2 separate regions of the Homo sapiens genome follow, and region 2 is linked to region 1. Evidence: read pairs that join two places in POLR2A ChIA-PET (ENCODE). Cell type or tissue: OCI-LY7. All regions are shown on one strand. Links, peaks and the distances in the headings refer to the core of each region. The heading gives the core; the rest is flanking DNA. Region 1 has its middle 16 kb from the start of SAMD9L. Region 2 holds the start of LOC112268009 (a long non-coding RNA gene).

Region 1 (16,605 bases), core at 3,318-11,317:
CCTTCTTTTTGTCTATCTTTTATCATAAACATTGCTGTGACAACAAGTTTTGTGCAAATATGACCTGACAGTACCTTACTTCAGTGACTGCGTACATCTCACTTTATGTTCCAGGCTTCTTGGGCACCAGGAACGATAGGTGACAACTGCTGGAACCCTGTGGTATTCATGTATGAGCATCTGGGAAATGTGAGGAGCATAAAAAGTCACAGGGGTAACCAACAGTTGACTAATAGAGGACAGAAGCTGGTGGAAAATTTTTCTCCTTTTCACAGCTCAGAAAAATTCTTAGTTGCATTCTGTCCACCTCCTCAGTAGGTCCTGGCAAGATTGAGCCCAGAGCAATAACACATTTCTTGTATTGGTTTTCCACCCCTCCCTGTTTCACTTTCCCCAGGGCCCCACTACTTTTCCTTGGGCTCAAATCCAAAATAAACTATCGGCATACAAGCTCTGTTTCCTGGAGTGTAGGGATGGGGTGGGGAGGAAACTGAGGCTAATACAGTTGGCACCAAAATGGGCCCAGAAAGCAAATTCACAGCATGGGATTCTGGAACTGGTCAGGAAGTGGTAAGGACTATAGTAGTGATGGTAAATTTGGTGGTGAAAATTCCTGACATGCAATCAGCATGAGGCACAGAAGGAAAGTGAAACATTGGCTTATGCTGTAGTTTCAGCACTTAGATGGTGTTAAAAAAGCAGTGTAAGAATTCTAAATTGGACTGGATTATAGCAGCCTTGAAAAATCAAATGACAGGTTTATATTAGCTAACTATAAACTCAAGACTGTCTCCGAAATCAGAAGTCCTACATGGTAGTATTTTAAAATTAAAAAAAAAAAAATTCTGAAGCTCCTGGACAAGACTGTACTGAAAATCAGGCACAGAATCTAATTTTAATGGTAGAAGAGCTACATAGTCAACTTTATATGAGTGTAACACCTCTGTAAGTATTTGATGTCATTCAGGGCTGTGATAGGAAAACAGTGGAGCCCTAGAACCTGGGATGGAGATATATGAGTAGGAAGGTCTGAATCTGGAATACCTGTACTGCCTTGAATCCTATGGGCTGGTAGAATAAGCTTCTTCCCATATCAGAGGATAGTGGCCTCTCCTTGCAAAGAGAACTGGTAGAGATTTCACTTGGAACAAGACAATACTTATTTTTTTTGTGAGATTTGCCTCAATCTTCTCTCGTTGCCTGCAGACCAATAACTGGGGCCAGCTTTCAGGATAGATTCAGCAGGAAAATAGAGCTTGAGAAAACATACCCCACAAAGTGCAAGACTTGTCTTATATTTACCATCAGAAACCAGGGTAACATATGTAATAGTGGATAGTGATGTGAAAATGGGCAGAATATATGAATGGGGAAATTTATTTCTAAGTGGACACTTTTTCATGACTCTGGATTTAATATCCTGGCCCAGATATAATATCTTAAAATAAAATAAATGCTGGAACTGCCTTGGAAGAATGTCACAGAGCTCAGGAAAGAGAGTAATTTAGAATAAATTTATTACATGATCCCAGATAACCCACTATTTCCATATTTTTCCCAGAAATAAAACACTCCTTATTTTAAGGATAAGAGGGCACTCCTTTCTTTAAGGCTATACGGAATGTACTGATGCAGAGGATCCTGGACTTTTTGACAAGCTCAGTGCTGGCTATCTGCTGAGGGCCAGGGTTGAGAGTAGGAGGTATGGCTGGATGCAATAGCTCATGCCTGTAATCCCAGCACTTTGGGAGGCTGAGGCAAGAGGATTGCTTGAGGCCAAGAGTTTGAGATAATCCTGGACAACATAGCAAGACCACATCTCTAAAAACATTAGAAATGATAAAATAAAAAAGAGAGTAGGAGATACACGCAAGAACTGGGCTCCATACAAATGGATATTTGCATTAGAGAATGTATTCTGGAAATGCAATTTCCCAAGGGAAGCACTTAAATAAAGAAGCAAGATGGAAACAATAATAGTGAGCAGCAAGACCAGAATGGTGACCGGGGTCTGTGGTTATGTTTAAGAGGTCACAGTTCGTTTCTAGGAATAAGATGCACAGGCAGCCAAAACAGTATGACAAGTATAGCCAAACTTGCATAATCAAAAAGACAAAGAGCTGGAGAGCAGATTTCAGCCAACATATTAGAAAATTATGATACTGCAGTCAGTTTTGAAGATCTCAACCAGTTTATAGATCTAGAGTCCATTGATTGAAGAGAGCTTTCTCTTGAGGAAGGCCTCTGCAATGTCACAGCAAGTAAATATAAGAAATAATTTCCCAATCTTTCCCCACAGGGACATGCACTTATTTGCCTCAGTCTGCAAAAGTACAGGATTACCTATACCTTTTGAAGGCTGTTATATATAGGTTACAAGCTGACTCTGATGCCTAAGATCTAAAACACCATTGTAGTCCTCTGGTTAGAGTAGTGGGGTGCTTAGAGTAAGAAGATTAATAGAATTCTAACACAAGTCTATCTCATAAGTGGGTCCAATGCATTTTCAAACTCACAATGGTTATTTCTCTAGTCCTCGAGTACGTAATTGTGAAATTCTTATCAGCTTGCCAACTCTCACACTGATTCCATGACATACAGAATGAGAGCCATTACAGTAGAAAGGGCCAAGTAGAAGTTCCTGAATTGCCCCCATATCCTCCTGTCAAGACAGTAAATCAGATGCAATGCTTCATCCTGAGAATTTCAGAAATGAGAATTACTATCAAAAAGTTAAAGAAGCAATAAGTAATGATCCTTTTAATAAATCTCTGTTCAAATCATCTGTATTCCCCCAACAAAAGTAGATGAATCAAGCATATTGGCAGTGGGCTACCATATACTTAACCAAGTGGTAGTCCCAATCACAGATGCTCTGCCAGATTTGGTGTCTTCACTGCAATAGATCAATGCTATCACTTAATTGTGTAGCTATTGATGTAGTTAATGGACTTATTTTAATCTCTATCAGTAATAACAATCAAAAACAGTTTGCATCTACATTGGAAGGAGAGCAGTCTATATTCATACAGGCAATCCATGGCTACCTTAAGTCTGTTAATATAGTCTGCAAGGACCTTAATCATGTTGATATTCCACTGAACATCCTATCTGTCCTCTATGTTGATGACATCATGCTAATTGGACTAGAGGACAGGAAGTGGCAAGTACTCGGAATTCTTTAGTAAGATAAACACATGCGAAAGGGTTAGAAGATATACCAAACGAGTCTGGGAATTTATCACAGCAATGAAGTTTTTAGGGATCTTATGGTCTGTGGAGTCCAGAAAAATAAAGAGGTTTGTAGAAAATTCAAAACATGATGTCAGCTGCTCTTCTATTCAGGCCATGTGGCCCAGCAGATCCCATAATGCTCAAAGTATTTATTGTGGATTAAAATGCTGTTCAGAGTCCCTTGGAAGGCCTAATATGAGAAATACATTGCAGATTCTCCAGGATTCTGGAGTACTGGCAGGACTTTTGTGCAGAAAACAAGTTGATGTTTAAAAAAGAGCTGTAAAAGAGACGGAGTGCCTGACTATGAGATAACAAATGATATAGTTTGGCTGTGTCCCCACCCAAATCTCATCTTGGATTGTAGTTCTCATAATCCCCATGTGTTGTGGGAGGGACCTGGTGGAAGGTAATTTAATCATGGGGGCAGTTACCCTCATGCTGTTCTTGTGATAGTGAGTGAGTTCTCATGAGAACTGATGGTTTTATGAGGGGCTTTTCCCCCTTTTGTTCAGCATGTCACCTTCCTGCCACCATGAGAAGAAGGATGTATTTGCTCCCCCTCCCACCATGATTGTAAGTTTTCTGAGGTCTCCTCTGCCATGCTGAACTTTGAGTCAATTAAACCTCTTTCCTTTATAAATTACCCAGTCTCTGGTATGTCTTTATTAGCAGTGTGAGAACAAACTAACACAAGTGATTATGTGACTAGAGTTTTCCAACATGAGTTGGATATTATCAGATCATAGGAGCCATGATGTCAAGCAAATGCAACAGCCATCTGTCAAATGGTGGAATGACACATTCAGATCATATCTGAGCAGGTCCAGGGGTCACAAGTAATACATAAAGAGGTGACACAGAACTCCACATCACTTATCTCAGTTTTACTATTGCCTCTCCTTCAAATTAGATTTGTGGTGTAATAGGAATTCCTCATGACTAACTGAGAGAAGTAGAAACTAAAGGCTTGGTTCACAGATAGGTCAGTTCGATATGTTGGTGCTAACAAAAAAATGGACAGTTGCCATATCACAGTCACACTCATCAGATACCCTGACAACAAATGGTGAAGGGCAAGCCCTCCAGCAGGCAGAGCTACAAGCAGTGCAGTTGGTCATGATTTTTTGGAGGGGGAAATAATCTGAAGTATGGATATAAATAAAACCTTGAGCAGAGGAGGCATGGAGGGAGCAAAATGTAATATTGGAAACAAGTAAGTCTGGGGAAGAGGCATATGAATGGACCTTTGGAAGTGATTACACACTTTGTGGATCCTTTTGTCTTACGTTATGTGCACCGGAGAGCATCTACTGAAGAGAAGACACCAGACAACCACAAAGAGAAACTCATCACACAGATGTTAACAGCTTCTCTCTTTAGCTACTGCAGTGTCTGCACAATGAGCCTTGGAATGGATGGCCATGATAATAGATTTGGAGATTATTTATGTGCCCAATATCAGGGACTCTGTCTCACAAAATTGGCTTATTGGCCCTGCCACTGCCACTGTTTATTGGCCCACCTGCATAGCATAGACCAGAGCTGAGCCTGCATATGACACCGTCTTTCAGTGATAACAGCCAGGCACTTAACTGTAGGTTGATTATATCAGACCTCTTCCACCCTCGACTAATTTATCCTTACTACAATTGATACTCTCTCTGCATATGTGTTTGTCTTCCCTGCCTTGAGTACCTCCAGAGCTCATACCATCTGAGTGATTACAGAATGTGTGATTTACTGATATGGCATTCCACACAAAAATGCATCAGATCCATTTCAAGATAAAGAAAGATTTATTATCCTGGAAGTGAAGCAAGATATCTCCCTGACTCCCTTGCTGGCGGGAACTAGAGTACACAGGTACTGTCAAGGGCAAACTCCACTCACTAGCTGCTTCACCCCTTATGGGAGGGGGAGAGCAGGTGAGCAGGTGCTGGAGCCAGGGTGAGCACTTTTGGGCACCAGCAAGAGCAAACTCCATACTAGCCCCACAGCAGCATCTAGGGGAGGGTGTCCAAAAGCCCCAAAGGAAGTGTTACTGTGCCCTTTTAGCTTTGCCATCCACGGATGGCTTAAGTGTTAACAGCTCAGTGGAGGGTCAGTGTGACAGCCTTTTGCATCCACATTCGAGTTCTTGTCCAGCATCCAAGAGGAATGAGGTGGCACAAACGACTTGAAGATAGTAAATGCAGGGGATTTTATTACCAATGAAAGTGGCTTTCAGAGGGAAAGGAAGCTGAAAAGTGGACAGAGCGGGAAGGTAATCTTCCCTTGAAGTCTAGCCATCCCCAGCCAGACTCCTCTCTGAAGCTATGCCATCAAGCTGTCCTTCTGAAGTCAAGCCACTTCTCTCTGACATCCCACTGTAATTTCTGTTGTCCAGTTGCTTCTCTTCCTCCTGCTGGCTGAGCCTGGGGTTTTTATGGGCACAGGATGGGGGCAGAGCAGGCCATGGGTAGTTTTGGAAAAGGCAACATTTGAGGGGGAAAACAGGAATGCAAGTTCTTACTTTGGGCCACAGTTCCAGGCTTGAGGGTGGGGTCCTCACTGGGGACCCACTCTCTTCTGCCCAAAATTTCCCTGCCTCCTTTCCCTATGAGAAGGACTGGAAAGTCCTGACTCGTCAATATAAATACTAGTCTTGTGATCTTGGCCAAGACATTTAACTGCTCTTTTTCTCATTTTCTCCATCTATTCAGATGAGGATGACAGGAATCCTATTAAGATCATATAAGACAAGGCTATGTGTAAAAAAGTCCTTTAGAAACCACAAATAATGATTTCAACAGTCATGGAAGTGAGTTGGCCAAGAGTCCCACCATACCAGTACCAAGAGGTGACTTGGTAAACAAGAAATGGTACTGTGTGATGGGCTTATACTGCCCACTAAGAGCAAGGAAGGCATTGCTGTTACACTTCAGGACCATGCTCATCAGGGAGCTTGGAGGGATCACAAAGGCAACATAGAGAATTATCCGTACAGAGACAACAGGCCACAAGGTAATCACTGGACAGCCACAGCACAGTAGGTAGGGATGCCATCAGTCTTTATGTGAAGTTGGGCTTCTTCAGGAAGTCGTGAGAACACTGACATCATACCACAATCGGGAACCAACCAGGAACTGAACCAACACACCAGAGACTCCATCAGTGATGACTTCAATATCATCACAATGAACATCTTGGATGCCAGGTGGAGGCAACTGCAAATCTGCCAAATTGGGACTGGTAAACAGGCAAAGAAAGAAAGAGAGATTGAAAAAAAAAAAAAAAAAAGACAGAGAATCCACTTAAGAGTTCACAAACAAAATTCAAAAACACACAAAGCAGCTAAGATCAAAAAGGACAGACAAAATTAACTATGAATTCATTCCAAATAAAAATAAATTTACATTTTAATAAGCATGTTTAGGATTGTCAAAGAAATAAATGTAGGGATATTAATAAAAACAGAACAAGAAATTATTTTAAAAAGTTGAAATTAAAGATAGATAAGAAAAAGTTAATTGAAAATCTTGGAAATTATATATATAAATTGTGTGTCTACATTACATATGTATTATATATAATATATGCATAATGTTATATATGTACTTTATATATGATATACACATTCATACATCTTATATGTATTTTATGCATATATGTGTATATTCAATAGGTTTGCTAAATTCCAGTTATGGTTAAAAAAAAATAAAATTTGTGTATTGAAAGATGTTTCTGAGGAATTTACCCAAATGAAGCACAGAGAAAAAAGAAATAAAAATATGTGAAAGGACAATTAAAATATATGGTGAAGAGTTTGAGAGACTTCAACAAATGTCTGATTGTTGTTTCAGAAAAAGTGAAGAAGGAAAATAATGGCAAAGTAACATATGTTACTTCTGCTATTTCCCAGAATTGAAGAGAGACATGAACTTTTATCCTGGAGATTTTAAAAATTACAAATAAAATAAAAATAAATCCATAGCTGGACATAGCATAATGCAACTGAAAAACATTTAGTATAAAAAGGAAAAATTTCAAACTCTCAAAGGAAAAAATTCCCAAATTATCTATACAAGACTGAGTACAGAACTTTCATCAGAAACAACTGATGAAAAAAGACAAGGAAGTAATATATTCAATATTTTGAGAGAAAATATTCATCAGCCTAGAAACTTACACTCAGGTAAACCACAATTCCAAGGTCAAAATTAAGACATTTCAGACATACACATTTCTTTAGAATTTACCACTAATTGATTTTCAATGAGAACTGATTACTTGATGTACTTTAATAGGAAGAGAAGTAGACTTAGAGGGATGACAAATGACTTGAAAAATTGGAGTCACACACAACATTAAGAAAAATGGAGGCACACAAATTGATTAAAGGGTTGAATGTGTGTGCTTTGATGAAGGGATGTTAAAGCATTGTAGTGTTCTAGGAGGACTATAAAGATGTGGATTAATTCCAGATTTTAAAATAAAACTATATATGTATTAAAAATATAGGATGCCAACTAAGGGAAGAAAAATATAGTCTAGGGTTTCCATGAGAGTAGGAGATAAAAAAAAATGTAGAAAACTTTATTAATCTACCAGAAGGGAGGAACAGAAATAAAAAAGAAATGGGGAAGAAAGATGGTAAACAGAAAACATGAATTACAAAGGAAAAAGAATATATAGTTATCACAGTGAATGTAAATAAGTTGAATTCACTTATTGAAGTACAGTCTATCATGTTGACTATATGTTGTTTATAAAAGATCCGACTAAAACAAAAACTACACAGAGATTTGAAAGAAAGTATTGAAAAATATACTAGGCAAATAATAACCAGACAAAGGATATATCAATATTAAAATAAAATAAAATGTAAGACTGAAAACTTTGATAGGGATAAAAAACATTCTACCAAGAGAATATAATAATAATGAATTTGTGAGTGTGTAACAACATAGCCTTGAAATATATGAAGTGAAAACTGAATTACATGGTGAAATTGACAAAACAATTTAGTTGAATTAAAAACCTAAATATGAAATGGAAAAAATTTCAGAAGAAAACATTTAAAACATGAGAATTGAAAAATAATTTTGCCACAAGACACAAAAATACAAACCATAAAGGAAAATACCAATACATTTTTATACATTAAAAAAACTTTTTGTATCAGAAGATACCATATAAGGGAGAAAAAGTAAGTTACGTAATCAACACAGGATTATAAAATCAACAAAGAATTAATATTCAGCATAGAAAGAGTTCCTACAAATCAATACAAAATGACAGCCTGATAGAAAAATGGTTAAAATATGTAAAAAATCAATTTATAGAGGAGAGAACCTGAATGGCCAATAAATATAAGAAAATATCTCGACCTCACTAGTAATAAGGGGAATACTTGTCAAAATTACAAAAAGGTAATATTTCACATTCATTATGTAGGAAAAGTATTATAAAAAGTAGGTTAAACAGAATTCTCAGATTCTTGTTGGAAATACAAGTTGTTAAAGTAATTAGTATCTAGAGAAGTTGATACTCACGTCTCTAATCTAGATTTTCAGTTTCTAGGTTTATGCCATAAAGAAACTGACACAAGTTCATAAAAAAGAATATTTATTGTTCTAATGAAGAGCAAGAAAAAGTTCAAATCCAACAGTTGAAGGAAAGATAAATAAATTGTATGTACATATATACACATAATATATATATATGTGTAACATAGGTATTTTGGATTTAAAAACTTGTGTTACAAAATTAATGAGAGGCCATTAGGCTGAGATGGGTTTAGGCCTTAGGTCCTACATAAGCAAACTGAAACCCAACTCATTGTAAATAGTGAAATGAAACTTTTAGCTTAACCAATCAGAAACTTCCAACTATATAAGCAAACTGAAACCCAACTCATCGTAAATAGCAAAATGAAACTTTTAGCTTAACTGATCAGATACTGCCAACTAACCCTTAACTAGGGACTTTCCACTTTAATGAATCAAATATTTTCTTTGTCTTGCTTCCATGAGCACCTTATAAAAGTTTTGCCCTCACACCCTCTTTCTAAAGTGCTAAACTGCTTGTAATTCATGAATTGTTAAATGTTCAAAAAACTCATTAAAATTTTAATATGTCTAAGTTTTGGTTACAATTACATAAATATATGGCATAGAAGGAATTTTAGATGCTAAGTTTTGTTTTTTAAAAAATAAATTCTCCTTGTAGTATGGGAGCAGAAAAGAAAATAAATAATAAAATAAAAAAATAAATTCGACTTCTGCTTTCATCTCTGACACATAGAGGGCTTGGAAATAGTCACTTCCATCTTTACAAAAAAAATCTTGAACAAAATGAAAAATCAATTGCTTTTCTTGAAACCTTCAGAAAATTGAGGTCAGAAAATAAACTGTCATCCTGAAATCTGGAGACACCAGCAAATACAGAGAATCATAGCTGAGATCAGCTTACCTGGACCAGAATCCATAGGAGCAATAAACTGATAATGACACTTAAATGGTAATTTTGACATGCTGACCTAAAGGAAGAAGCTGAGGAACAAAGTATAATTTTAAAGAGTTTACTTAAGCCAAGGTAAGAACAGTTGCCCAGAAAACTCAGACCTCAGTAAATTTGGATATGAGCTCCCCATTTGGCCTTTGTTACAAGCAGGTTTCTAAAGGTGAAGAGGGGGGACAGGAATGGGATTATACAAAGTTGCTCATCAGGAATTCTCATTGGTTTACAGAAAAAAAACATTGATTAGTGGTTGGCTATACATTGTTCTTTGTATCACACATTCCAGGACCATGAAGATAATGGCTGAAGGTCACATTGTGCAACTTGTGGTAACTTATTTTGAGATATGTTTCATCAATACCTAGTTTATTGAGAGTTTTAAGCATGGAGGCTGTTGAATTTGTTAAAGGCTTTTTCTGCATCTATTAAGATAATCATGTGGTTTTTGTCATTGCTTCTGTTTATGTGATGGATTACATTTATTGATTTGCATATGTTGAACCAGCCTTGCATCCCAGTTATGAAGCCGACTTGATAGTGGTGGATAAGCTTTTTGATGTGCTGCTGGATTCGGTTTGTCGGTATTTTATTGAGGATTTTTGCATGGATATTCATCAGGGATATTGGCCTGAAATTTTCTTTTTTTTGTTGTGTTTTGGAATCAGGATGGTGCTGGCCTCATAAAATAGGTTAGGGAGGATTCCCTCTTTTTCTAATGTTGGGAATAGTTTCAGAAAGAATGGTACCAGCTCCTCTTTGTATCTCTGGTAGAATTCAGCTGTGAATTCGTCTGGTCCTGGACTTTTTTTTGGTTGGTAGGCTATTAATTACTGCCTCAATTTCAGAAATTGTTATTGGTCTGTTCAGGGTTTCGACTTCTTCCTGGTTTAGACGTGGGAGGGTGTATGTGTCCAGGAATTTATCCATTTCTTCTAGATTTTCTAGTTTATTTGCATAGAGGTGTTTATAGTATTCTCTGATGGTAGTTTGTATTTCTGTGGGATCAGTGGTAATATCCCCTGTATCATTTTTTATTGCATCTATTTGATTCTTTTCTCTTTTCTTCTTTATTAGCCTGGCTAGCGGTCTATCTAATTTGTTGATCTTTTTAAAAAACTAGCTCCTGGATTCATTGATTTTTTGAAGGGTGTTTCATGTCTCTATCTCCTTCAGTTTTGCTCCGATCTCAGTTATTTCTTGTCTTCTGCTAGCTTTTGAATTTGTTTGCTCTTGCTCCTCTAGTTCTTTCAATTTTGATGTTAGGGTGTCGATTTTAGATCTTCCCTGCTTTCTCTTGTGGACATTTAGTGCTATAAATTTCCTGCTATACTCTGCTTTAAATGTGTCCCAGAGATTCTAGTACGTTGTGTCTTTGTTCTCATCGATTTCAAAGAACATCTTTATTTCTGCCTTAATTTTGTCATTTATCCAGTAATCTTTCAGGAGCAGGTTGTTCAGTTTCCATGTAGTTGTGTGGTTTTGAGTGAGTTTCTTAATCCTGATTTCTAATTTGATTGCACTGTGGTCTGAGAGACTGTTATGATTTCCGTTCTTTTGCATTTGCTGAGGAGTGTTTTACTTCCAATTATGTGGTCAAATTTAGAATAATTGCGATGAGGTGCTGAGAAGAATGTATATTCTATTGATTTGGGATGGTGAGTTCTGTAGATGTCTATTAGGTCCACTTGGTGCAGAGCTGAGTTCAAATCCTGGATATCGTTGTTAACTTTCTGTCTCGTTGATCTGTCTAATGTTGACAGTAGGGTGTTAAAGTCTCCCATTATTATTGTGTGGGAGTCTAAGTCTCTTTGTAGGTCTCTAAGGACTTGCTTTATGAATCTTGGTGCTCCTGTATTGAGTGCATATATATATAGGATAGTTAACTCTTGTTGAATTGATCACTTTACCATTATGTAATGGCCTTCTTTGTCTCTTTTGATCCTTGTTGGTTTAAGTCTGTTTTATCAGAGATTAGGATTGCAACCCCTGCTTTTTTTTGTTTTCCATTTGCTTGGTAGATCTTCCTCCATCCCTTTATTTTGAGCCTGTGTGTGTCTCTGCACATGAGATGGGTCTCCTGAACACAGCACACTGATGGGTCTTGACTATTTATCCAATTTGCCAGTCTGTGTCTTTTAATTGGAGCATTTAGCCAATTTACATTTAAGGTTAATATTGTTATGTGTGAATTTGATCCTGTCAATTCAACTAGCAATGATGCTAGTTGGTTATTTTGCCCGTTAATTGATGCAGTTTCTTCATAGTGTTGATGGTCTTTACAATTTGGTATGTTTTTGCAGTGGCTGGTACCAGTTGTTCCTTTCCATGTTTAGTGCTTCCTTCAGGAGCTCTTGTAAGGTAGGTCTAGTGGTGACAATATCTCTAAGCATTTGCTTGTCTGTAAAGGATTTTATTTCTCCTTCACTTATGAAGCTTAGTTTGGCTGGATATGAAATTCTGGGTTGAAAATTCTTTCTTTAAGAATGTTGAATATTGGCCCCCATTCTCTTCTGACTTGTAGGGTTTCTGCAGACGGATTCGCTGTTAGTTTGATGGGCTTCCTTTTGTGGGTAACCCAACCTTTCTCTCTGGCTGTCCTTAACATTTTTTCCTTCATTTCAACCTTGGTGAATCTGACGATTATGTGTCTTGGAGTTGCTCTTCTCAAGGAGTATCTTTGTGGTGTTCTCTGTATTTCCTGCATTTGAATGTTGGCCTGTCTTGCTAGGTTGGGGAATTTCTCCTGGATAATATCCTGCAGAGTGTTTTCCAACTTGGTTCCATTCTCATCGTCACTTTCTGGTACACCAATCAAACATAGATTTGGTCTTTTCACATAGTTCCATATTTCTTGGAGGCTTTGCTTGTTTCTTTCCATTCTTTTTTCTCTAATATTGTCTTCATGCTTTATTTCATTAAGTTGATCTTCAATCTCTGGTATCCTTTCTTCTGCTTGCTTGATTTGGCTATTGACACTTGTGTATGCTTCATGAAGTTCTTGTGCTGTGTTTTTCAGCTCCATCAGGTCATTTATGTTCTTTTGTAAACTGGTTATTCTAGTCAGCAATTCAACTAACCTTTTTCAAGGTTCTTAGGTTCCTTGCATGCTCCTTTAGCTCAGAGGAATTTGTTATTATCCACCTGCTGAAGCCTACTTCTGTCAATTCATCAAACTCATTCTCCTTCCAGTTTTCTTCCCTTGCTGTCAAGGAGTTGTGATCCTTTGGAGGAGAAGTGTTCTTGTTTTTCGAATTTCCAGCATTTTTATGCTGGTTTCTCCCCATCTTCATGGATTTATCTACCATTGGTCTTTGATGTTGGTGACCTTCGGATGGTGTCTCTGAGTGGACATGCTATTCCTTTCTACTTGTTAGTTTTCCTTCTAACAGTCAGGCCCCTCTGCTGCAGGTCTGTTGGAGTTTCCTGGAAGTCCACTCCAGACCCTGTTTGCCTGGGTAGCACCAGTGGAGGCTGCAGAACAGCAAAGATTGCTGCCTGTTCTTTCCTCTGGAAGATTCATCACAGAGAGGAACCTGCCAGATGCCACCCAGAGCTCTCCTGTACGTGATGTGTCGGCCCCTACTGGGAGATATCTCCCAGTCAGGATACACGGGGGTCAGGTACCCACTGGAGGAGGCAATGTGACCCTTAGCAGGGCTCGAAAACTGTGCTGGGAGATCCGCTGCTCTCTTCAGAGCCATCAGGCAGGGTCGTTTAAGTCTGTTGAAGCTATGCCCACAGCTGCCCCTTCCCTGAGATGCACTGTCCCTGGAAGATTGGGGTTTTATCTATAAGTCCCTGACTGGGGCTGTTGCCTTTTTTTCAGAGATGCTCTAACCAGAGAGGAGGAATCTAGAGAGGCAGTCTGTCCACAGAGGCCTTGCTGAGCTGTGGTGGGCTCTGCCCAGTTTGAACTTCCCAGCAGCTTTGTGTACCCTGTGAGGGTAAAACTGCCTACTCAAGCCTCAGCAGTGGTGTGTACCCTTCCCCCAATGAAGCCTGAGCGTCCCAGGTTGACCTCAGACTGTTGTGCTGGCAGCGAGAATTTCAAACCAGTAGATTTTAGCTTGCTGGGCTCCATGGTGGTGGGACCTGCCAAGCTGGACAACTTGGTTCCCTGGCTTCAGCCCTCTTTCTAGGGGAGTGAATGGTTCTGTCTTGCCGGCATTCCAGCTGCCACTGGGGTATGGAAAAAAAAACTCCTGCAGCTAGCTTGGTGTCTGCCTGAACAGCTGCCCAGTTTTGTGCTCGAAACCCAGGGCCCTGGTGGTGTAGGCACCAGAGATAATCTCCCGGTCTGTGAGTTGCGAAGACTGTGGGAAAAACGCTGTATCTCTGCTGGAGTGCACCGTTCCTTAGGCACAGTCCCTCATGACTTCCCTTGGGTAGGGGAGAGAATTCCCCAACCCCTTGCACTTCTCAGGTGAGATGATGCCCCACCCTGCTTCGGCTCCTCCTCTGTGGGCTGCACCCACTGTCCAACCAGTCCCAGTGAGATGAATCAGGTACCTCAATTGGAAGCGCAGAAATCACCCACCTTCTGCGTCCATCTCACTGGGAGCTGCAGACTGGAGCTGTTCCTATTCAGCCATCTAACAAAATGCTTTAAACAATTGCCACTGGGCATGGGTGTGGTGGTGATGGTGGGGTTGTGTATGGCACCTAACTAAAGTGTTTTGGATGGCACCTAACTAAAGTCTCATACCCATGTCTCTCTGGACCTGATAAGTTCTGCATACCTCACATTCCTCAGACTGCTCTGAGCTATTTTTCTTCCTCAGATGCATTTTTGGAGGCTATGTGAACTCATGAGACTGAGAAAGTTTCAGTCTTAGGAGGGCCTCCATGCTTGCTTGGATTTTACCTCCGGGAAACCCATGGTGAAGAACCAGAAAAGCTTTGCTTCACAGCTCTGTCAGCGGGGAGAAAAAAAAAAGTAATCATTTTGAAATACACCCAAAATACTCTCCATAACAAAAAGCCTACTCTCCAGGAGAAAAGTCTTTGTCAGACCCTTGTCCCACCTATGAGGAAGGGTATTCACCCAAATTTAGCTCACTTTATGCTTTCTGTCTCACCTAATGGAGAAAATATAAGAAACAATTGTGAAGGTCACAGCACAGAGACACAGGCCTGCTAAAAGACTGAGATTTTATCATGGGATTATAGAATGTTTCCCTTGCCCCATACCTTAACACCACATCAACAGGGATCCAGTATAATCAAGTGAATTTAGCTAAACTAACTGCAAAATCTGGGCTTTATTTAAGAAGGTTGAAAAAAACAAAAATGCTAGAGGAATTTAAAGCCACTGAAAACTGTAGCTCATGTATTCCCAGAGCCCAGTATATTAGTTAGCTTGATCTGCTGTCACAAAGTACTGCACACTGGGTGGCTTAAGCAATGGAAATTATTGTCTCACCGTTCTGAATGCTATAAGTCTGAAATGAAGGTGCATTAAGGTTGGTTCCTTGTGTAAAGGAGACTGTTTGGAATCAACTGACAGATTCTTCTTGCCCACTGCACAGATAAAGCCAATTCACTGAGACAGTGGTATTCCAGTAGAGAAATTGTTTAATTAATTTAGGGGTAGTCAAATTAAAGATGAGAATTTATTACTCAAATAAGCCTCCCTGAGAACTCAGAGGCTAGGGTTTTTATGGATAAATTGGCAGGCAGGGGACTAGGGAATGGGTGCTGTTAATTGGTTGGGGATATACAATTACAGGGGTGAGAAAAATGATCCTAATGCTGAGTCAGCCTCTGGGTGGGGCCACAAGACTGGTTGAGTCATGAGTCATGGGTCTGGGTAGAGTCAGTCGATTGCCAGAATGCAAAAGGCTGAAAAACATCTCAAAAGACCAATCTTAGGTATGTTATCTATAGGAGCAATTGGGGAAGTCACAAATCTTGTGATCTGGCCACATGACTCCAGAGGAGTAAGAAAAAAGCTAGGAAAAAATAGCTGGTTGTTATTTAACTATGCCTACATCTTAGCAGAATTCAGGCTCCTCTCATAATCCTAATCTTATGGTCTTTCATTCATCTTACAAAGGGAGTTTCAGTCTCTGAACAAGGAGGGGGTCATTAAGCTATAAACAAAATTACTCCCATGGTTAGTTTGGCCAATGTTCAGGAATGAGTGAGGACAGCCAGCCTGGGAGGCTAGAAGCAAGAAGGAGTCAGCTATGCTAGTCTTCTCTTGTTGTCATGTCTTTGCAAAGATAGTTTCATGTTCCTTGCCTCCCACCTAGCTTCTGGTAGCCTAAGGCATTCTTTGATTTGTACATGGTGTTTGCCTCGCATTTTCACTTCACTGTATGTGTCTCTGTCTCCTAGTCATATTGGATTAGGGGCCCACCATATGCTAGTATGACTTCAATTTAACTTAACAAATTTTATCTGCAATGACTCTATTTCCAAATAAGGTAACCTTCTTAGGTACTGTCGGTTAGTACTTCAACATATGAGTTTGGGAGGGGAGACACACAATTCAACACATAACACATAATAACAAAAACAAAAAAGAAGATACAAACTGATAATATCAGAAATGAAAGAGAAATCATCACTACTGTTCTCACTGACACTAAAATAAATAAATAAATAAATAAATAAATAAATACCATGAACAGCTCTATGTCCACAAATTTGGACTCAGATGAAATTAATCAATTTCTTGAAAAACACAAACTATCCAAACTCACACGAGTAGAAATAGATAATCTCAATAGATCTATGTCTATCAAAGATATTAAATCAATAGTTAATAATCTTTCAAAAAAGAAAGCACCAGGCTCAGTTGGTTATACTAGTGAATTCTACCAAACATTTAAAGAATAAAAAGATGTAATTACATATAGTCTC
Region 2 (16,605 bases), core at 5,207-13,206, 500 kb before region 1:
AACAATCCTATCTATGAGTACATTCTAATACCTGTAAATTTAATTTGGCAAGCAAAACTGGAGCAATAAATCACAAACCCAATTCTATCATGTATTTCCAGAGAAGGTTAAAGGCGAAAGACCATGCGGAATGCTCTATATTTCCTATGGTTAAAGTGGGAGGGAGAGAAGGACAAAGGGAGAGAGGGAAAGAGAAGGAAGAGAAGGAGGAGAACAGGAGCGTGGAGGGAGGGAAGAAGAGAAAGAAGATGAAGGGAGGGGATAAAAGAAGCTAGGTAATATCTTTTATTTCTGTAAGAATATACCCAATGTTTCTCAGTTAAACCAAGTGCTGGGTCTTATCAGACACCAGCTCCTTCAGCCACCATAGGAACACCAGATGGGAGGTAGATGCTCAGCGCAAAACAAAAGAGCAAGGGTATCAGACAGCCACAGACCACTCCACAGCAAGGGCCCGTATGGAGTTACTTGGTTTGTCACTACCCCCTATCATTTTAGTACAAGACCTAGTAGAATCTTTTGACACATCTTACTATTTGTTGTAATTTAGCGCCTTGGTTGTGTTTGGTGGGAAATTATGTAGGCATACAATAAAATCTCAGCAATCTACATTTACCTGAAGTTATTTACTATATTTATTATTGTCTAGTAAATTTGCATAAACACAATAAAACAAATGTAAATGTTACACCACACTTTAAAGGAGTTACCAAGGCCAGACTCAACTCAGATTGGAGGTCCAAGCCCCAGCTAGAATAATTTTGTGCAGGTGTGGTTCTTTTTATTTTGTAGGGCTATGAAGTACCTCCTGCTCATGAGAAAAATGAGATGGTAAGTTTGCCACTGACTAAAGATTAGACTGGTAAGAACTGACTTTCCATCCAGGACACAATTTTCCTTTAGAGTTGGCCATAAAACTTTCATTCCAGAGGTGCCCACCCTACACCTGGAGGATAGGAGCATTCTTATCTCTGAAGACCCGGGGACACAGAATGCACCTGAACAAGCAGGCCTTGCCAGGTTTCCCCCAGTTTATTACCATTAGATCATACCCTTGGTCTTCCGGCCACACTTCTGCATGACTGTCCATAAAAATGCACAGTTGTCTCTGTTTCTTTGGGTCTTCATTTCTGAAGGCTCCCATGTCACATAAAACATATTAAATAAATGTGTATGTTTTTCTCTTAAAAAAAAAAAGAATTGGCTTTCAATGTATAAAATAGTGACTGTCTCTGTGTTTTATAATCAAAAGTGGGTGGCTTCTGGACCTCAAGCTGAATATTTTCATCTGACTCAATGGCTGAAAGATGTGACCAGGTAGACCTGAGACTTTATGACCAGGTAGACTTGAAACTACTAGTTTGATTATTTTCCTATTGTAAGCAGCTGATGGAAAAGCTTCTAGAGTTATTCCAAGGAGTAGACCTAGAAGGCATCCAAAGTAATGATGCATGAGCACTGGTGACTAAGAAGGAAAAATGACATGAAGCACCTAAATTCTGCCTGGAAGGAATATCATAACTCAATATACATTATTCTTCAAGCCTAGGCACTTCTGAAATTCTGTAGAATAATCTTTGAACTGCCTGTGCACTGGAAAAAAACTGGTCTGAAAAACTGCTTGGGATGTGATCTGAGATAATTTTTTTTTAACTGACAAAATGAGGTTGATTCCTTCCCTATCACTACCCAACTGATAAAAAGGAAACCCACAGTGAATTTTACAGTTGAAAGATGTCTCTTATGCATCAAACCAAACTTAACAAAAGTTTTATAAAATTACCATATTCACTTATGTTTTCCACTTAATATTTTTGACACAGTCTCACTCTGTTGCCTAGCCTGGAATGCAGTCGTGTAATCATAGCTCACTGCAGTCTCCATCTCCCAGGCTCAAGTGATCCTCCTGCTTCAGCCTCTGAGTAGCTGGGAGTACAGGAGCACATCACTATGCCCAGATGATTTTTTTAAATTTTATTTTTCGTACAGACAGGGTCTCACCATGTTGCCCAGACTGGTCTCGAACTCCTGAGCTCAAGTGATTCTCCTGTTTTGGCCTTCCAAAGTGCTGGGATTACAGATGTAAGGCACCATGGCCAACCTCCACTTGATATTGTTTTAATGTAGTGGTAGAAAAGGTAGCAAGGCTTACATAAGAGTTCTTTTCTTGCTTTACTCTTGACAACCTTTCTTCATCTTTGAGAATCTCAATCCTACCTCCCACCTCAAGCTAAAAACAGAGTTTAGTTGAAACTTTTTGCAGGGTAATTTGGTTTAGCTAGCACAATTTAAAAAATTTGCATGTCATTTGACCCTGTAATTTCACTTCTGGAATTTACTGTACAGAAATACCTGGACGAATGCTCCATAAAATAAGCACAAAGATTTTACTGCAACACTGTTTGCAGTAAATATTGTTTGTATTTTTTGACCAAAAAACCCCTAAATGTCCATCAAGAAGAAATTAAATTATGAAATAAATGAACTGACAGTTATTAATCTGTTTAAAAATGAGTTAAATCTCTAGGTACTGACATATTATGATAAAATAAAGCGAATAAGCAATGTACAGAAGAGTATCGGGTAAGCCCATTTCTGTGAGAAAAATTTACATATGTACATGTGTACCTATGTATTTTAGCATTTATAAACTCTCTCTCTTTCTCTCTCTCTCTCTCTCTCTCTCTCATTTGTAACAAGGAAGATCTGGAAGTATATCGAGGGGACTATCTTTGGGAGTTTTGGAGAAGTACAGGAAAGACAATGTTCACATTTTATACTTCTGTATTAACATTAGGTGTTTTTACAACCAGACTATGTTATTTTACTTTTTCGTTTAAATTTTTTTAAAATTAAATAAAACTAACAGGCATGGAAATCTCCTACTTTGATCCTTCGTACAGCAATTTTTGTTTCTTAAAGTGTCACGTGGAGTGAAAGATCACAGAGACAATGAGGCTCCCCAGGTGCAAGCATTTTTTAAAGTAAGGACATATTGAGGATGATCCACTAGTGTCGATAAACACTTTATACTTGCAAGTTTGAGCTCAAGCACCATTAATTCAGGAGAAGAAGGCCAGGCAGCTGCATCAATATCAGCTTGGCTGGTTTTACATGCAAGGGCCCCAACATCTATAGCCCCTACACAACCAGAAAAGAAGACAATGTGGGACACAGAAGAATGAGACTTCAATGAGAAGGGCACTGACTTATTTTCTCCCCTCTTCCCAATAAATGGCAAGTTGTCTCTGTTTCTTCTTTAATTTATCCTTTTATTTGATGACTTAGACCTGCATTGTCCAATCAGTACATGTGGCTACTGAGCACTTGAAATGTGCTGAAAAAAGTCTGAACTGAGATGTGCTGTAAGTGTAAAATACACATTGGAGTTTGAACAGTTAGTAAAAAGAAAGAATGTAAAAATATCTCATTCATCCATATATTTATATTCATTACATGTTGAAATGATAACATTTTGGATGTACTGTGGTAAAAAAAATATATTATTAAAAGTAATTCGACTTGTTTCTTTCTACCTCTTAAAATGCAGCTACTAGAAAATTCAAAAATACATTTGTGGCTCTCATTACATTTCTCCCAGACAGAGCTGGTTTATACTTTTATAGATATTCCACATGGCAATGCAAATGTTCAGAAAAAGGAATAGCAGGGTAGAGAAGTAGGCATGACACACACACACACACACACACACACACCACACACACACACACTTTTGAATTCATAATAAGGAAGAAGTGGAAGTATATCCAGGGGGATATCTTTGGGAGTTTGGAGGGGAGTACAGGAAAGACAATACTCACATTTTATACTTCCATATTAACATTAGTCATATTAGACATAGTAAGAGTTTCAGAAATGACCAAGATATGGCTTTCTCAAAGAATATCAGAGTTGGAGTGAATCTTGGACATCATCCATTCCAGTGTTTTAGGGTCTTTTTAAATCTCAGAAGCCCAATATAGAAAAAAGATGAAAGCAAGATACTCTGATTAAAGCTGAGTGTGGGAACAAGAAGGGCCGAGAAATCTCTGGACTATGCATAGGAAGGGAATCTAAGAACTCTGAAGCACAGTTTGAATTCCATGGATGTGGTATTTCAGCCTCTCCATTTTATAGGTAAAGACGCTAAGTTCCAGAGGTTGATGGTTTGCCTTCAGTGGCAAAGCTGGTAGGGGTAGGGCTGGAACCCATTCTTAGATGTCTGGTTCCTAAGAAACAACACCGTGCTCTGCATGACATCATTGCTGCACCTATGGTGGACAACTTGTGTGCATGGAAAGATAGTGGCTCAGGAAAGTGCTCTGACATAGGTACAGACACAATGCTATGGGGCTACTGTAAGCACAGTACAGTGCTTCAGGCCTCTTCGTTAAAGAAGCAGCTTCTAGATTTACCTTTGAAAGATGACAGAGGCAGCTGGGCACCCAGGACAAGAGAAGAGCAAGGGTTCTAAGGAGAAAAACTTTGAGGCATGTTTTGGGGCCAAAAGGTAGGTCTCTTTCACTAATAGTGACATCTTGGAGAATAATATATGCAATGGCCAGAATAGAGTTGGAGCCTTCTTTCAAAAGGTCTTGAGAGCCAAGGATCCTACACCAGTCTTAGCAAGATTTTGAAAAACAGTGATAATAAGAATATTAATTTATCATAAATACATGAATGGGCAGGAAACAGGGAGACAGATTGGCAGGTTACTGGGTGACTGTTAAAGGCAGCCTCAATTAATGAGATGCAGGTCATGATGGAAATGGGCCAGATTGGAGGGGCCCCATGGAGACAGAATCCACAGGACTTGGATACAGAAGGATGAAGATGATTCCAGGGTGACTCTGAGGACCCAGCTGGGGGGCTGCGGGATGAGGGTTCCATTAACAGAAAAAGGGAAGGTAAGAGAAGCTGGTTAGATGGGTTCAGTGAAGAAAGGGTATCTGTGAGGTGGTTGGTGGAAGAGTCAGTCCATTAAGAAACTGCAGTTTGGCCCTGGAGCCCATCTGAGGGTCATCTATATCTTATCTAGATAGAATTCTTTGTAAACACCTAGGTTTGGGAGAAGGGAGATGAAGAGCCAGCAAAGGGGATATGGGCAGAGGCACCCAGAAGTGTGCTTTTTACCAACAGTGAGGACAGGGAGGCTTTCACGGAGTGAGTGGCCACAAGATTCAAATGCTGCAGACATCAAATGAAATGAGAATGGAGAGGAGGCTCCTGGATGCAATGATGAGGAGGTCACCATCAACCTCTAATATAGCAGCTTAAGTGTCAGGAGGACTCTGAAGTCAAATAATCCTGGTTCAAAGCCTCTTCTTGGGCCTCAGTTTTCTTACCTGTCAAATAGGGATGACAACAGTGCCCCTTATAAAGTTATTCTGAGATTAAAATGAAATTGTGTATTTTAAAGCACCAAATATAGCTGACCCTCGAACAACATGGGGGTTAAAGGTGCTGACCCCCTGTGCAGTCAAAAGTCCATGTATAACTTTTGACTCCCCTAAGACTTAACTACTAATGGCCGAGTATTGACTGGAAACCTTACCAATAGCAAACAGCTGATTAACACATATTTGGTATGTTGTATGTATTATACCCTGTATTCTTATAATAAAGTAAGCAGAGAAAGGAAATGTTATTAAGAAAATCATGAGAATGAGAAAATATATTTACTATTCATTAAGAGGAAGTGGATCATCATAAGGGTTTTCATCTTTCTCATCTTCACATTGAATAGGCTGAGGGTAAAGGGGAAGAAGAGGGGTGAGTCTTGTTGTCTCATGGGTGGCAGAGTTGGAAGAGCTGGAGGTGGTGGAAAGGGAGATAGGAGAGTCAGGCACACTTGCTGTAACTTTTACTGAAAATAATCTGTATATAAGTGGACCTGTGTAGTTCAAACCTATGTTGTTCAAGGGTCAACTGTACAGAGCGTGGCTCACAGTAAGTGTGCAATAAATGTTATCTATTATTTTTATGATGGGAAGGGATGAAGAAATGAGCAAGTGAAGAAGAAGTGGAGGCTACATGTAGAGACACTATTCTTTCAAGAAGTCTGGGCATGAAGGGAAGGAGAAAGACTAGGGGAATACAAAGGGGAATGAGAATCTTTTCCAGAATGGAGAGACAAGGGCATGATTTGACTCTTACGAGGCAAGTCAGAAAGGGATGATGGATGAAGTGAGAACCTAGAAGCAGGGTAGGAACAAGAGCAAGGGTTGAGGGAGATTTGCCTTGTAAGCAGGGAGAATGCATCCTTCTCAGAAACTGGAGGGAAGGAAGGAGAAGGTGAAGATAAAGAGAAATTTTTGAACTGAAAGAGAAAAGGAACTCACTTCGAGGGCTTCACTCATCTTAATTAACTGGAGATGGGGCTGAATGTTGGGTTGGGGGTGTGGAAGTAGGTTGGGGCTTAAGGATCGTGGGGATGGGAAGAGAAGTGAATCCTAGCATGGAAGTGGGTCTCAGACCAAAGGAGGGGAGCTGGAGGGGAGGAAACATGCCCACCAAAAGCCTAGATGCAAGTGTTAAACAAGCACGTGTGCTCTAGTTGCTCTTATTTCTGTCTCTAAGTAGAGCTTTCTTTTCAGTGGTGGAACATTTGGATGATGAAGTCCCTAATGTACAATGTCATGAGAAGGGAGAAGAAAACATTAATTCTCACGGGGGTCACTAAATGCTTGTGTATAGGCTGGGGGACAGGGAGAGTGCAAGCTGAGTGATGCAGCTGCTGAGTCAATCAAGACCCTCAAACTGCTCTGTCTCCACGTATTTGCAAAACACTTCTGTCAGTAACATTTACTCTTACTCTGTAGTGACTCTTTGCTGGAAAATCATGGGTCCTGAAAATCTCCAGGTCATGCCATTAGGACTGGGGAGACAGGAGTGTAAGAGGATTGCAAAGAGAAGTTGGGAGGCTTTGGCGGAACTGTGCCCCCAAGAAGCAGATAGCTAAAAACACTGCAATTCCCTTCTTGAGGGGATAGAGCACCTACAGAAAAAGGCCGGGTTTTAGTTACCTTGAAGAAGATTGTGAGTAAAAGTTTGGGGAAGAAAGGAACTTCTTCCTATGTGACAAGGATTCCAAGAGTCAGATTTGAAAGGAGTAACAGAAGTAGAGAGTCAGCGAGGGGAGGTATTGGGGGCTAAGAACAGGGATGGGAACATGGGAAGAAGTAATAAACCAGCAGTTGTTAGTAAGAGGGAAGCAATGGCTTGGGAAGTAAGAGGGAAGAAAGAATGGTAGAGTGGTATATGATATGTGATAGAATGGTTAGAAGAAGACTAAGCAGATAAAATCTGGTTTGTGGTAAAGATCACAGAACAGGCAGACCTAGGATATGAGAATGGAGGTGCCCTGGAGTGGGAAGGTGGAGGACCAAGAGATGCCGCCACAGGGAAAGGCCAGGTCTGGTGGTGGCTTCTCAATATATGTCATGAAAACAAATATATTTTTCAAATTCATGTTAAAGTACACATCAAGAATTTAAAAAATCAGGCCAGGCACGGTGCCTCATGCCTGTAATCTTAGTACTTTGGGAGGCCAAGGTGAACTCCTGAGCTCAGGATTTCGAGACCAGCCTAGGCAACAACAGCGAAACCCCGTATCTACTAAAATACAAAAAATTAGCTGGGCGTGGCGGCATGTGCCTGTAGTCCCAGCTACTCAGGAGGCTGAGGCAGGAGAATTGCTTGAACCCAGGAGGCGGAGGTTGCAGTGAGCCGAGATTGCACCACTGCACTCCAGCCTGGGCAACAGAGCGAGACTCTGTCTCCAAAAAAAAAAAAGAATTTAAAAAATCAATATTAATAACATTACCAAAGTATTAATTTGTTCTTACTTAGAACTACCTTGTTTGCATTACTCAACCAAAATTGGACCTTTTCCTGGGTACCATCTTGGATATTTCCTCACTCATAAAAATGCTTTTTAAAGAGATCTTCCCAGCCAGGCACGGTGGCTCACGCCTGTAATCCCAACACTTTGGGAGGCCGAGGCGGGCGGATCAGGAGGTCAGGAGATCAAGACCACGGTGAAACCCCGTCTCTACTAAAAATACAAAAAATTAGCCGGGCACGGGGGCAGGCGCCTGTAGTCCCAGCTACTCAGGAGGCTGAGGCAGGAGAATGGTGTGAACCCGGGAGGCGGAACTTGCAGTGAGCCAAGATCGTGCCACTGCACTCCAGCCTGGGTGACAGAGCGAGACTCTGCCTCAAAAAAATAAAATAAAAAAAAAGAGATCTTCCCATTTGGCTGGTTCTTTAAAGGAAGAAAAAAAAAACAAAAACAGAGTCTAGGAAAATATCCAACAAAAGGTAAGAAATCTGAAAGTCTAAAGTGCCCTGGTTTCCATGCACGTGTTTCGACCTAACCTGAAATGATGGGTTTCTTCTCACAGGCTAGGGCGTGCCTTCTGGCACCCTGGTGTTCAGGTCAGCTTGTGAAGGACCTCATTTCCTGGATGTCACTAGGGAGGGTGCTCAACTATGGGGAGGCACCAACACAGTAACCAATGGGAAAATTGGCAAGGTAGTCAGTGACATTTTAAAGACATTTGCTCACTGACCACTGACCCACAAAGGACAGTTTCACTGTCAGTTTCTCAGCTACTGGTGTTTAATTCATAGAAATCAATGACGACAAGCCTAGAGAGGCCACCAGACAAGAGGCAATATATGACAAATCAGGAAGCCTTGTTTGTTTCCTTCTAACAGTGACTCTATTTGTTATATTCTTCCTGGTGGCATTTGGCATTTCTTAGCTATGGATTGGCAGAGCTGGCAACTCAGAACTTCTAAGAATTACTATCTGCTTGCCACAATCTTCGTATTCAAAGAAACATGTTTTATTTTCTTTTTTCTTCCTTTTTTTTTTTTTGAGACTGAGTCTCACTCTGTCACCCAGGCTGGAGTGCAGTGGCACGATCTCAGCTCACTGCAACCTCCACCTCCTGGGTTCAAGCGATTCTCCTGCCTCAGCCTCCCGAGTAGGTGGGACTACAGGAGCATGCCACCACGCTCAGCTAATTTTTTGTATTTTTAATAGAGACGGGTTTTCACTGTATTAGCCAGGATGGTCTTGATCTCCTGACCTCGTGATCCACCCACCTTGGGCTCCCAAAGTGCTGGGATTACAGGTGTGAGTCACCACGCCTGGCCGCATGTTTTATTTTCTAAATGTGCATTTTATGTGACTTTGCTGTAACCTGGAAAACCCCATAACTTTCAAACTACAGACAGTTCTAACTAGGATTACAAGGCAACCAATAGATACCTGGGGAGTTAATACTGTGAATTTATTTTGCTGTATAGTTAAAAATCAATCTATCACAACCATCCAATCATCCATCCATCCATCCATCCATCCATCCATCCATCCATCCAATCTCATCCTTTAAGCTGACTAGTTGGCCACTAACCAAATTTATAACAATTTTTTTTTAGTATTAAAATACAATTCAATGTGGAGTAAGGATGGGTTACTCTGGATGAAGAATTAAAGGAGAAAGATAAAAAAATGTAGCTCTTACCCATTTTGTAGAATACTTCTGTGGGCCAGTGTGGGCAGTTATTAAACCCAGATAACAGTGACAGATGATATTTAAACTCTCTGGCTCTTTGTCAACCATCTGCCCTATGACTCTCTTTACTGAGTTTATATTTCCTAGGTATTTCATTTTTGAACAAAAGACATGCACCTCTTAATAATATGACAGAGAATTGGCCAACCTTTCCAATACAGGACAGATTCTAAATCAAAGCTATTAAATACATGTGTGATTTGCTTCTTGACCACTCTAAAATATCATTGCTGCTACATCACAGTAATACACAAATCATTACAGAAAAAAATATGGCCTAGTAGGTCAAACAACAGCAATGGCAGAAACCCAGCAGAGTAGAAAAATCAAAGGCGATCGAGTCAGGCAGACATGGGGTCTTGGCTCTGTCATTTGATTGTTGTATGCCCATGGGCAAGTTATTCACCCTCCTTGTGGAAGGTCTAGTTCATTATCTGTAAGCTCTGGAAAGAAGTCTTCAGAATAGGGGTTTAAGCAGATAATGCACATGAAGGTGCCCCCAACCCCCAACTGCCAAGGCATGGGCCTGTCACATGACAAATGGTAACTCCCTTTGCTTCTTTTCTTCTCCCTAGGTTATGGAGGATGGTGAGCCTCGCTGACACATAAATGACTATTCCTCAAAGATTTTAAATAAACAACTAGGATGCGACCTCTAAAGAAGGTTAATCCCAACTGCTGGCCTTCCACTGAGAAATCTTCCCTCTCCAAAAACAGACTTGTCATTATACCCACTCACAGTACTCTACACTTCTTCACAGCATTTATCCCACCTCTGGTTAATTAACTAATTGTGCAGGCAATGGATTTTTTCTCTACTAGGATTTAAGTCACCCCTCTAGAAGTGGGCCTGGCATACAACAGTCACTCCATAAGTTAATTGTGGACTGAATGGAACACTTGTTATAGGGTTTCCAACATGTGACATATTACTGTTGGTGACATGTGAGATGATTTAGGGGATAAACATGCATGAACTTTCTGAATAGTTTTAGTGGTTATATATTTATTCTAATGTGTATCAGACAAATAAATAACCGGTCAAATCTCTGATTTTTATACACAGCCATGACCCTCATAATAACGTTTTGGTCAACAATGAATGAACCACATATGTGAGGGTGGTCCTAAAAGATTATAATGAAGCTGAATGATTCCTATCTCCTAGCCATCTTAACGTTATTGTAGTGCAGTGCATTACTCACTTCACATGTCTGTGGTGATGCTGGTGTAAACAAACCTATTGCGCTGCCAGTCATATTAAAGTATAGCACATATAATTATATACAGTACATAATATTTGCTAATACAAGACTCTGTTGCTGGTTTATGTATTTACTATATTATACTTTTATCATTATTTTAGAGTGTACTACTACTTATAAAAAGAAGTTAACTGTACAACAGTCTCAGCCAGGCCCTTCACGAGGTATCCTAGAAGAAGGCATTGTTATCACAGGGGATGACAGTTCCATGCATGTTATTGCCCCTGAAGCCCTCCTAGTGGGACAAGAAGTGGACAGGCAAGACAGTGATATTGACCATCCTGATTCTGTGTAGGTCTGGGCTAATCTGTGTGTTTCTTAGTTTTTAACAAAAAAGTTTAAAAAGTAAAAAAATAAAAAATTTAAAAATAAAAAAGCTTATAGAATGAGGATATAAAGAAAAGATTTTGTATAGATGTATAATGTTTTTGTGTTTATTTATTTATTTTTTTTAGACACAAGGTTATCTAGGCTAGGGTGTAGTGGCATGATCCTAGCTCACTGTCATCTTGAACTCCTGGGCTCCAGTGATCCTCCCACTTCAGCCTCCGGAGTAGCTAGTACTACAGATGTGTGCTACCATGTTCAGCTAATTTTTTATTTTTTGCAGAGATGGGGGTCTCACTATGTTGCCCTGGTTGGTCTTGAACTTCTAAACTCAAGTGATCCTCCTGCCCTGGTTTCCCAAAGTGTTGGGTTACAGTGAGCCACTGCATCTGGCTTGCTTGTGTTTTAAGATGTGTCATTACAAAAGAATCAAAAAGTTAAAAAATTTAAAAAGTTTTTTTTTTTTTTTGAGACAGGGCCTCCTTCTGTTGCCCAGGCTGGAGTGCAGTGGTGTGATCTTGGCTCACTGCAACCTCTGCCTCTCTTGGGCTCCAGTGATCCTCCCAACTCAGTCTTCCAAGTAACTGGAACTACAGGCACACACCACCATGTCTGGTTAATTTTTGTCTTTTTTGTAGAGACAGGGTTTCGCCATGTTACCCAGGCTGGTCTCGAACTCCAGAGCTCAAGCAATCCACCTGCTTCAGCCTCCCAAAGTGCTGGCATTACAGGCGTGAGCCACTGCACCCGGCCAAAAAATTTAAAAAGTTTATGAAGTAAAAATGTTACAGTAAGCCAAGGTTGTTATTATTGAAGAAAGAAAAATATTTTTAGATAAATTTAGTGTAGCCTAAGTGTACAGTGTTTATAAAGTCTACAGCAGTGTACAGTAACATCCTAGGCCTTCAATTCACTCACCACTCACTCACTGACTCACCCAGAGCAACTTCCAGTCCTGCAAGCCTTATTCATGATAAGCATTCTATATAGGTAAATCATTTTTTATTTTTTATACCATATTTCTACTGTATCTTTTCTATGTTTAGATACACAAATACTTACCATTGTGTTACAATTGCCTATGGTAGTCAGTATGATAATATGTCATACAGATTGGCAGCCTAAGAGCAATAAGCTATACCATATAACCTAGGTGTGTAGTAGGCTACACCATCTAGATTTATGTAAGTACATTCGACAATGTTCGCAAAATGACAAAACTGTCTAACAATGCATTTCTCAGAACATAACCCTGTCGTTAAGCAACACATGACTGTACTTTTGTTTAGGATGAGGCTAAATAAAAAAGTAAACTGACAGAGAGTAGTAAAAAAAACCTACGTAAATAATAGTACCAGTCTCATAAGAATATGGCAAAAACAATGAAGGTGATAAAGAAAGGACAAAATTTGGTAACTACTGCCTTAGCATCAAGTGGGTACCCAGAGTTTAGAAGTTCAAGACAACCAGGGCAGCACAGTGAGACCCCCATCTCTACAAAAAATAAAAGATGCTAGGATTCCCTGATTTAGGATTAGCCTAAAGCAATGAATGAGTCTGCTTTAAGAGCCTATGGCTTGTGAAGTCTCAACTGGGTCAATACTGAATCAGGAGTCAAGTCAGAACCAGGTCAAGCTGGTGATGGACCCCAGAACTCATCTGGCATAAGTAAGAAGCATGACACATGGATATCTGGGGGGTATCATAGGAAATACCAAGGACACAGGGTAGCCACCCTAGGAGGGATGGTATGATTGGCCTTGATTCACTCTCCTTTCAGCCTTAAAGGCATATGAACCTGGTTTCTGATACTGCTTCCTCCTTCAAGCAATTATTTCTCAAATTACTATTTTTGTGCAAGGCTTCTGGAGAAAGGGTACTTTCTTATGTGCACATTTGAAGTGCCAAAGGATCTCTACCCAATGTCTCACTTTTCCAGCAAACTGAAGCAGACTGCTGCCACTATCATCAAAGGAACCCTCCCCTGAGCCTCCAATATTTGAGTCCTACTTCTCAGTCCCAATGCTGAGATGGAGAGATAAGTATTCCTCTAGTCTTGGATTGGAACATAGAATGAATTTTCCCACAGAAGAAAAAATTTTGATGAATTAGCACAATGGGTGTTTTGTATATGTTCCAGGTCGTAGAGGATTCTGCAAGCTAGGCTTGGAATCCAGTGACCACTTATCACTTCAGTGGAAAATGCTTTTAACATTTTAAAATAAAATTTGTTCCACAAATGGAGATTGCCTATACAGCAAATTCCTTAGTAGTGAATACTTAATTCTACATATATAAAATTTTATCTTTCTTTTAACATCTTAAAAAAATTGACTTTTAGCATCAATCATGACTAGTATTCAAGTCTGTAATTGTTGAAGGACTCTGTCTTTACAGTTGAGACTATTCTAGACACATAAAGATAATTCCAATAAGCATTTCTGTAATCAACTCTTGGCTGTACCGAGTTATTCCTGCGATGAAGTAGAATGACTGTCTTAACTCCTACTCTGCTCTATTGACAGTAAATTATTCTTGGTTCTAACCATAAGCCTTTAACCCAATGTCTTCTACACTTGTTGGATGAAAAGAATCGCTGAAGGTACTTTTAAAAATAAGAATTCCTGGCCCCAGCCCAGTAATGAATCAGAATCTCAAGGGAGAGGCCTGGGAGCCAGACTTTTAAAGACTGCCCATCCCTGGTCATACTGTCATCCAACCCAGGGGTTCTTATCCTGGAGGCTGTATTAGGATCGGAGGACTTGTTGAAACACAGGTTGCTGGCTCCCAGCCCAAGAACTTCTGAACCAATAGGTCTGGGGTGGGGCCTGAGAATTTGCATTTCCAGCAAGGTGCCTGGTGATGCTGAGGTTCCTGGTTCAGGGACCATACTTTCAAAATCACTAATTTAGCCTGTTTGGCAAACACTGCAGCTGATTTCAGTATTACTTTTTCTCCCCGCTCCTTGGGAAAAAAGCAACACCAGAATAGAACTTGCAAGCTTCCTTTGGACTCATACCCCTGCTACTTCTTAGCTGCCTAATGTTAGACAAATAAATGTACCACTCCATCTCAGTTTGTTCTTATTGGTAGGACTAAGAAAGGTAGCATAAAAGAAGAGGTTTGACACTATACTTGGCACATGGTATGGCTGCATTAAACATCTGTTTACTCTGATCTCCTTGTGATGATCTCCTATCCTATGAGCCACAGATGAATTTGCTGAGTACTAGCAACAGTTCCAAAAATTTGTTACATGCACAAAACTTTGTTTGGTTAAAACCAACCAAACAACAAGCAAGCAATGGCTGACCACTTCTTTTCCTTGTGAGCTACCATGGAGCTACATTTTAAAGATACAATGGGAATATACTGTTTCCTAACTTACCTTTTCCCATGGAAATAAAAATAGAAAAGAAAAAAAAGATTAGATTATGATTAGGTTCTCTGTTTAATTTAGACTAGGCTGAACTTAGTACCCAGATATGGATTATTTTCCTGGCAGATCTTTATTATATTATTTGGCTATTTCTTGTGACCTGAAAATCAAACAAACGAATCACATGCTCTCTTAGAGGGAACTTAGAGGGCATCTAGCCTACGCACCAACCCTATAAATGCTACTGAAACATCACCAATGTGTGGAGGTCCAGCCTCTTCTTAGACACACAATGAAAACTCACTATTCTCACAAACCCCAATCCACTCTTCAGATAACTGTCTAATCATTAGATTTCTACCCCTTTTAACAAAAATCTTTCTTTTTGTAATTTCTGTATCCTTGGTCTTGTTTCTGTCCTCTATAGTACCTGAATATATCTAATCTCTCCTGTACACGGCAGCATTTAAAGTGCTCTGAAGTAGCACTGACATCCCCACTGCCTATTCTTTTTCAGCCTAAATATTGTTTTTTTCAACTATTCTCACTATCAAAATTCCATCAAAAAAGTTTTCATACACTTAACAGCCTTGGTTCTCCTCCTATGGATAAAGTCCACTTTGAGATATTTCTTCACTAAAAAAATGCGAAAATATGTGTTATTTTCACCATGTCCTATCATCACCAGTAAAACAATGTAACTTATAAGAACAGTGGGGTATTCCTTCCCAGGCAGAGTTTCCAGAAGCTGCAAGCTACAGTCATATAAAACAACACTGTAAGCACTGAGAAGGCGGTTTCAGGACAGGCTTGCAAGTGGTAGCCTGGGGTAGATGGATCTGGCCATCATGACCCCTAATGATAGAAATGCCATGCTGCCACTCAAATTCACAAAGATCCACAGTCTCTTTTCAAGGAAAGCAGAGTGAAACAAAATGTATTTCTTACTTTCTACGAAACATTTCTGCAAATATGCAGCCAACACTCCAGAGATCCACGGGGGTGGCGTAGCTGGACTGGAGCAAGACTTCGGGTGCTCTGTACCACAGCGTGACGACCTGCAATGGCAAGCGGATCCAAGTGTTACTGAGAAGGTGGCTGTTGGCTTAGACTCCTGACTAAACCTGGTGGTTTAATGACAAGATGTAGTTCAGAAAGAACTCCTATAAATCATATAAGGACACTGCGCTAGAAGCAATAGGTAAATAGGACTCATCACTGACAGGCCAGGAAATTACATCATCCCCACAAACTGGGTTCCCACCTCCAACTCTATGTCTAACTAGGATGGCATAATAACATGAGTTTCAGAAAGCAAAGACCAAAAAAATTTTTTTTAAACTTAGAAACCGTTTTTTTTCTCCCCCCCTTTAAGGGCCTTTAAAAAATAATACATGGAAAACAGGTGATGGCAACAATTACAGCTCAATCCCCAGGCCAGCATTATTGGCAGATTAGAAGATGATGGCATACAGAGTGGTGTAATGGACTTTGGAGACTCAGAAAGGGGGAGGGTAGAGAAAGGGGTGAAGGAGAAAAAACTACATACTGGGTAAAATGTACACTACCTGGGTGATGGGGGCACTAAAATCTCAGACTTCATCACTATACAATTCATCCATGTAACCCAAAACCACTTGTACCCCAAAAGCTGTACATATATATATATATATATATATATATACACATACACACACACACACACAGACACATACACACACACACACACACACACACACACACACACACACACACACACACACACATATATGAAGATGGTGCCAGGGCTGCTGGATGGTGTCCCTGAAGTCTACACAACACCCAGGACATGTCAAAACTGCTCTTACCGTGACAGCTTGGGGAATCAAAGTAAAACCCCTCTCCATGATGCTCTTTTCAGAAAACAAGTAAAAAGTGGGGAAGAACTTAAGAGAGAATGTGTAACCCAATTGTTCATATGATGTGTGAAAAAGCCAAGCAGAGGAAGGGATTCCAAAAAGACAAGAAACTCATTTAATACAGAGCAGCGTATAGTAATAGATGAAAC

What was found. ChIA-PET counts read pairs that join two places held together with the same protein. Peaks named below come from ENCODE experiments on the same cell type or tissue, not always from the same donor. Only the 100,000 strongest peaks of a DNase experiment are listed, where the experiment ranks them.
Region 2: POLR2A ChIA-PET joins it to region 1 with 11 read pairs; 2 of 35 experiments call an interaction of 5 or more read pairs at or near these places.

The regions. Positions count from the first base shown.
Region 1 is chr7:93,156,533-93,173,137 of GRCh38, forward strand. No RefSeq gene overlaps it. Among named protein-coding and RNA genes, the nearest start is that of SAMD9L, 16 kb to the left of the region's middle. RefSeq lists an enhancer at 9,157-9,226. In OCI-LY7, for the core only: no CTCF peak of the experiment used is centred there; a DNase peak (open chromatin) is centred at 9,089; H3K4me3 peaks cover 377 bases.
Region 2 is chr7:92,655,920-92,672,524 of GRCh38, forward strand. CDK6 (cyclin dependent kinase 6) reads right to left here. Exons shown (of 8, transcript NM_001145306.2): 5 at 15,507-15,616. It overlaps LOC112268009 (a long non-coding RNA gene), which reads right to left and starts at 6,751. Exons shown (of 2, transcript XR_002956577.2): 1 at 1-6,751. In OCI-LY7, for the core only: no CTCF peak of the experiment used is centred there; no DNase peak of the experiment used is centred there.